Regions from separate parts of the Homo sapiens genome. Here region 2 is linked to region 1. Evidence: read pairs that join two places in POLR2A ChIA-PET (ENCODE). Cell type or tissue: MCF 10A. All regions are shown on one strand. Each heading gives the region's core, and the rest is flanking DNA. Links, peaks and the distances in the headings are about the cores only. Region 1 has its middle 53 kb from the start of COPB1. Region 2 overlaps SPON1 (spondin 1).

The links. ChIA-PET counts read pairs that join two places held together with the same protein. Peaks named below come from ENCODE experiments on the same cell type or tissue, not always from the same donor. Only the 100,000 strongest peaks of a DNase experiment are listed, where the experiment ranks them.
Region 2: POLR2A ChIA-PET joins it to region 1 with 6 read pairs; 5 of 35 experiments call an interaction of 5 or more read pairs at or near these places.

Annotation. Positions count from the first base shown.
Region 1 is chr11:14,445,484-14,448,396 of GRCh38, reverse strand. No RefSeq gene overlaps it. Among named protein-coding and RNA genes, the nearest start is that of COPB1, 53 kb to the left of the region's middle. In MCF 10A, for the core only: no CTCF peak of the experiment used is centred there; no DNase peak of the experiment used is centred there.
Region 2 is chr11:14,256,991-14,259,903 of GRCh38, reverse strand. It overlaps SPON1 (spondin 1), which reads right to left. Exons shown (of 16, transcript NM_006108.4): 11 at 2,006-2,188; 12 at 454-624; 13 at 203-370. Among named protein-coding and RNA genes, the nearest start is that of RRAS2, 100 kb to the left of the region's middle. RefSeq lists enhancers at 1-487, 488-1,012. In MCF 10A, for the core only: no CTCF peak of the experiment used is centred there; a DNase peak (open chromatin) is centred at 1,543.

The DNA.
Region 1 (2,913 bases), core at 186-2,685:
AAGATAAAGTCTGGTGAATATTTTAAGGGCACAGAAACACCTAATCAGAGCACTGCTTGAAAGTCTTAAAATAGAAAAATGTATCAATTGCTGTGAGAGCACAGAAAACTGGTGGCTATCAGAGGAGAGTCAGGTATAGTTTCATAAAGAGGTGACATTTGAATTAAGCCTTGAAAAGCATAAATTTGGCTGCTTAATGTCAAATAAGGGATGGGGGAAAAGGGGTGAAAAAACCATTCCAGCCACAAAACAGGTGGGAGAAAGTCACAGAGGTACATGACACAGAGAATTGGGTTCTATTCAACATAGCATCTTTGGGAGGCAATACGATTAGGCTGGAGATGGCAAATTGTAAGCAGATAGTGACAAATTTGCTTTTTGTTTGTTTTTTAAGAGACAGGGTCTTGCTCTGTCACCTAGGCTGGAGTGCAGTGAGTGGCGTAACCATAGTTCACCGTAAGCTTGAACTCCTGGGCTCAAGCAATCCTCCCACCTCAGCCTCCCAAGTAGTTAGGACTAAAGTGTATGCCACCACACTGAGCTAATTTTTAAAATTCTTTCTTTTTTGTGAGATAGGGTCTTGCTGTGTTGTCCAGGCTGGTCTTAAACATCTGACCTCAACTGATTCTCCTGCTGCAGACTCCCAGAGTGCTGGGATTACAGGTGTGAGCCACTGAGCCCAGCCCAGATTTGCATTTAGGAAAAAACCTTTGGAGAATAGATTGGAAGTGTGGGAGACCAGTTAGAAGCCAACTGTAGAAGCAAAATTCAAGAGTAATTTTAAGCTGGGTGCAGTGGCTCACACCTGTAATTCCAGAACTTTAGGAAGCCAAGGTGGGAGGATTGCTTGAGCCCAGGAGTTTGAGACTGGCCTGGGCAACATAGTGAGACCCCTGTCTCTACAAAAACTAAAATAGCCCAGCATGGTGACCCAGCTACTTGGGAGGCTAAAGTGGGAGGATTGCTTGAGCCCAGGAGTTCAAGGCTGCATTGACCTATGATTGTGCCACTGCACTCCAACCTGGGTAACAGAGCGAGACCCTGTCTCTTTTTAGAAAAAAAAAAAAAAAGTTATTTTGACAGAACATGATGTGGAAAGTGGGACATGGAAGGGGCAGGGAGTAAGGGACAGGTAGGAGCTTTTAAAAAAACTTAAACATGTTTTCCTAAGGGCAAATGCTACTCTGAAAAATGGGTAGGGTTATCAAATCTGCTCTTCCTCATATGTAAAACACTTCCTGTCTTAAGCCATTACTGAAATGACATGAAATTTAATCAGTAAAGGTGTGTACAGATGAGTGATGGAGTAGTTATTAATAGGGTTGTCATGGTGATCTTTATCCACAGAAATAATACCATACCATGAGGTTGAAGTATATGAAACTGCTTCTTTTATGGGTTAAAAAAAGTCAAGTATCAGCAATTTTATGTGATTCAACCTAATAGTTTGTGAATTACTTAGTTTTTCCTATTACTTCCTGCTTCCTTTTAAGCCATATTATTGCCTTTTTTTTTCTTTTTAAGATGAGCAATATATTTCATCAAGGGGATTTCCAGGAATGCTGGAGAGGCAAGTGTGGTAAATAAAAAGTATGCAGGCTCTAGAATCAAATAAACCTGGAATTTAGATTTTCCTCTGTAATTTATTAACTGTGATCTTGGGCAAGTCAATCTATTTCAGCCTTATTTTTTTGTTGTGGAAAATGGAAATAAATAGTGCCTGCCTTGTAGGGTTATTAAATGAGAAAATTCATGGCTTGTTAGTGTGTGGCATATAAAAGATGAATGAAAGTCTCAGCTGTCCCCTCTCACTTTCATTTTTCCTACTTGCTCGTTCACAAAAAGTTTGACATAAAACTCAGAATTCTCTGCTTCCTTGTGTCCCATAAAAACTGAGTTATGCCAGGGATTTTGATGTGTATAAGAAATATTCATTTAACTTTAAGCCAAAATCTTTTAGACTAAGTAGCCATTTAAACTTTTAAATATCATTCCATGGAATTACTTTAGTGTACAATTTGTATCAAGTTTTTCCAGAATGCCAGAGCCTCATCACTTTTCATGTCATTCAGGAAGTTACTCATTTAGCCCAGACTTCCAATAAGTTCATACATAGAGACTGTGTCATATTCTTCTGGAAGTGTCATCACCATTTTTAAAAAATGTGATAACTGCTTTTTGAAAAGAAAAAAGACCATTGAAATTGTATTTATTTGCTTATATTCCTTACTTTGAATCCAACCCCACAAGGTGAACTCATAATTGCTGACCCCTCACACTTGTAGATCCCAAAGGCACAGCTGGATTTCTGCCTCATTTTTATTCCCTGGTGGGTTTTGATTTTGCATTAATTCTCTTTTTAATTGAGCTCCTATTTTGTGCAGGCGCTCTTCATGTCACAGCATGTATATGATGAATAAGATAGACAAAATCTTTGCACACATGAGCTTACATTCCTGTGACAACAACCAAATAAGGTGTTTTCAGAGTAAGTCCTGGGAAGGAAATAAATTAGGTGAATGGAGTAGACAGTGGCTGGTAGATGGGGAGGGTAATTAAGAAAGGTTTTCAGGAATTAAAGTAGTTACAAGGACCTGAGTTGCTCTGGCCCCCAGCTCCCCTAGAGGGTTGGATTGTGTATCTAGCCACTGCCTAGGACTGCCCTTTAAATCGGAAGTATGCCAACCACATGTCTGATGTGACTGCTATTCTGACTTCATCCCTATTTTGTGGAACCTGGCTGCCTTGTGCTATCTGCTTGAATTTGCCCCTGGCTGAAATCAAGCCTTGATTCTCCACTAAGTGATGGCCTTTTTAAACTTAAAAATTAGTAACTATTAATTAATGTCTGTTCACTGAAAATAGAAAATGAAGAAAGGCGAAAATAAAACATCAGAGATAAATACTGATTAA
Region 2 (2,913 bases), core at 125-2,624, 190 kb after region 1:
CAGTGGAGGTTACTCTCTCTGGGTCTGGTTGATGTCTACACACCTATGTCTCTCATCTGGCTCCCAGCAGTGCCCAGCAAGGACCATGGGCCATGCTTTCCTCTGCTCAGCCTCCGACCTTTATGGTGGTAATAGTGGATGCCATGGCCCTCCACGCCTGTCCCCAGTGGCCTCCTCCAAGTCCACCCCCGCTCTCACTCACGGCACTCTGGCATCATGCACTTCTCTGCCTGTGATGTCTCGGCTTTGCACATGGAGCCATCTGCGGGGTTCATCTTGATCATGCGGTGCCGCTTCTTCATGCCCATGCCGCAGGTGGCGCTGCACTCGTCCCACTCGCCCCACTCGGTCATCAGGCAGCTGCTGGGAGCTGGGGAGGCCAGCGGCATTGGAGTCGCACCTGCTGCCTCCCCGACCTACTTGCCCGCCTGCCCGCCCGGGGCCCCCACTCACAGCACTCCTCGTTGACCGTGCACTTCTCCGTTTCCTCAGTGGGCAGCGTGCACACGGAGCCGTCCTCCGGGAACTGCTTCACATACCTCTCCCGGGACCTCATGCCCATGCCGCAGGAGATGCTGCAGGGCGACCAGGTGATCCACTCGGACATGGTGCAGGTGGAGCCGTCTGCAACACACCGAGTGAACGCTGCAGCAGTGCACGGTGGCAGGGGCGCCTGCCAGGCTGCGCGGTGGGAACTTCCCGCCAGCGGGAATCAAGAGGAGTCAGGCAGTTGAGGTTGTCTGCACACCTAAGAGGTCTAAATCCTTAAACTGGCAAAGTTCTCTAAGAGGAAATGCCTCTTTTCCAGGTGCATGGGACACTCAGAATTACTCTTTATCTCATGAAAATACATTCGAAAGATGCTTGTATGGAAAGGATGGTGTTTAAAAAATGTACACGCATATATCTAAGATAAGATATAATTTAATCTACATATAATTTAAGATAAATCATAATCCATTTGTATGAGGAACAATCCTTCCCTGTGGAAGGGGAGGTTAAGGACCTCAGCTCCTCAGCTTAGCTCCCCAGTCCCAGCCCCAAGAAAGAGGCTTCAATGTTGACAGGCCAGTCCCAGCTTTCCTCCCGCCTGTTTGTAGGAATGACTTAGTCTACGGGGAGGGTTTACTCCCCTCCAAAGTGCTTATTGTGGGCAAAATGAGCTAGCAATAAACCATCGTGAAAGTGCAACACTGGGAGAGGTGTTTAAGAGCCTCCCTCTAGGCAGAGCCAAGGAATTAATGACCTGCATGGGATAAGCTTGCTTTCTTTATCCTCGGCTTGGAAGTGGTTTTTTTCCCTGCCATACACCAGTCCAGCCTATACAGTGCCTTCCCATTGCCTTATGGCATCCTATAAGATCAGGGCAGAATAGCGTAGATCTATCAGGCAGAGAAAGGGGTCATGGCTTGGGAAGCAGATAGCTGACCTTTGCACAGCAATCAGCTTAGTGCAATCTTGAAGCTTGAGCCATCATGATATAGGTGTTGCAAGATTATACTTAAAGGCTGACCTTTGCACTGTTGCAAATAGACTGAGAATTTCTGCAATCAGCCCAAAGGTCCTGACACAAAGAAGTGAGAGTGCTCTGACTCACGCTGAGGTGGAACACAGATGAGGGGCTGTAAATGACAGAATTAGGGCAATGGATCTAGATTCAATCTGGGCTGACTGTTAACAGGCTCCTTAAGAAGAGATTGGAGTTAAGGCCCAGAAGCAGGCTATGTGTTATCTGTAACTTGTCATAAGTTGTATCTATGTTTGTTAGCTCTTCAGTAAAAGAAGGAGGGGGTGGTCAATCTCAAGAATTCCTTTGATATAAGAGAGATTCTGTGTTCAGAGCCCTCAAGACACTGTTGCAGATAGGAGTTTGCCCAAGGTGGACCCCACTGACATCTACTGTCAGGGTCCTTGTGCCCTCACCAGGGACACTGTCTGACTGCTAGGCAGACCCTCCCTTCCTGAACTCCTGCCAGCCCCTGGCTGGTCTGGGTTGTCTCCTCACCTTCGTCACTGCAGCCAGGGCCCATGCAGGGCTGGAAGTCCTGGGTGTCAGGGCAGGGGACGCTGAGGTCCAGCTGTGCTTTCAGCATGCGCTGTCGCATCCTCTTGCCTTTGTCACAGGTGGAGGAGCTGCAGGCGGACCATGGGGACCAGTTGGAGTAGATGCAGGTTTCAGGGGTGTCATCTGGAAAGAGTGTTTGACATGTTTTCCCTGGGAACCTATGGGAGCTGCCACTGGCCCTCTCCCCATACCAGCTTATCTGGGGACAAGAAAAGCCATGCTGCCAGACTGACTTCAGTGAGCCTGGGTGCTCCTGGGATGGAAGCAGCCATCCACTTCCCTTTAAAGATAATAGTTTAACATCTTGCTAATAAATATCTAATCTAAATAAGCAGAATGATTCTTATTATCCCTTCCTCTCAACACATGAACGTCTTCTCATTTTCAGTCCCTCATCTTGGCATTGTTTCCAGACACATGCAGGCTCATTGTAGGTAATTTTGAAAAGCTCAAGGCTTATTTACATGCCATGGCTTCATCTTCCCAATGATCCCATACACAGTTGTCATGGTAAGAATAAGAGCAGCTGCTATTCATTGAGTACTCATCATGTACCAGCACCATTCTAAGAGCCTTACATGTTTTATCCCATTTAATTCTGACAACTGTATGAAGCAAGTTCTTTTATTATCCCCATTTGACTGTTGAGGAAACTGAGACAGAAAGGTTAGCTTCTTGCCCAAGATCACATGTCTACTGAGAGTCCAGGTTGTCTGGCTCCAGATCCCATAAGAAAACTTGAGCTTGAACCATGACTCTGTCGCTCCCTCCTGATTGTAGGATCTGGGCCTTTCTTTGCTTGCTAGGAAAGTGAATGTATCCACACCTGCCTCATAGGCTGGCCTGAG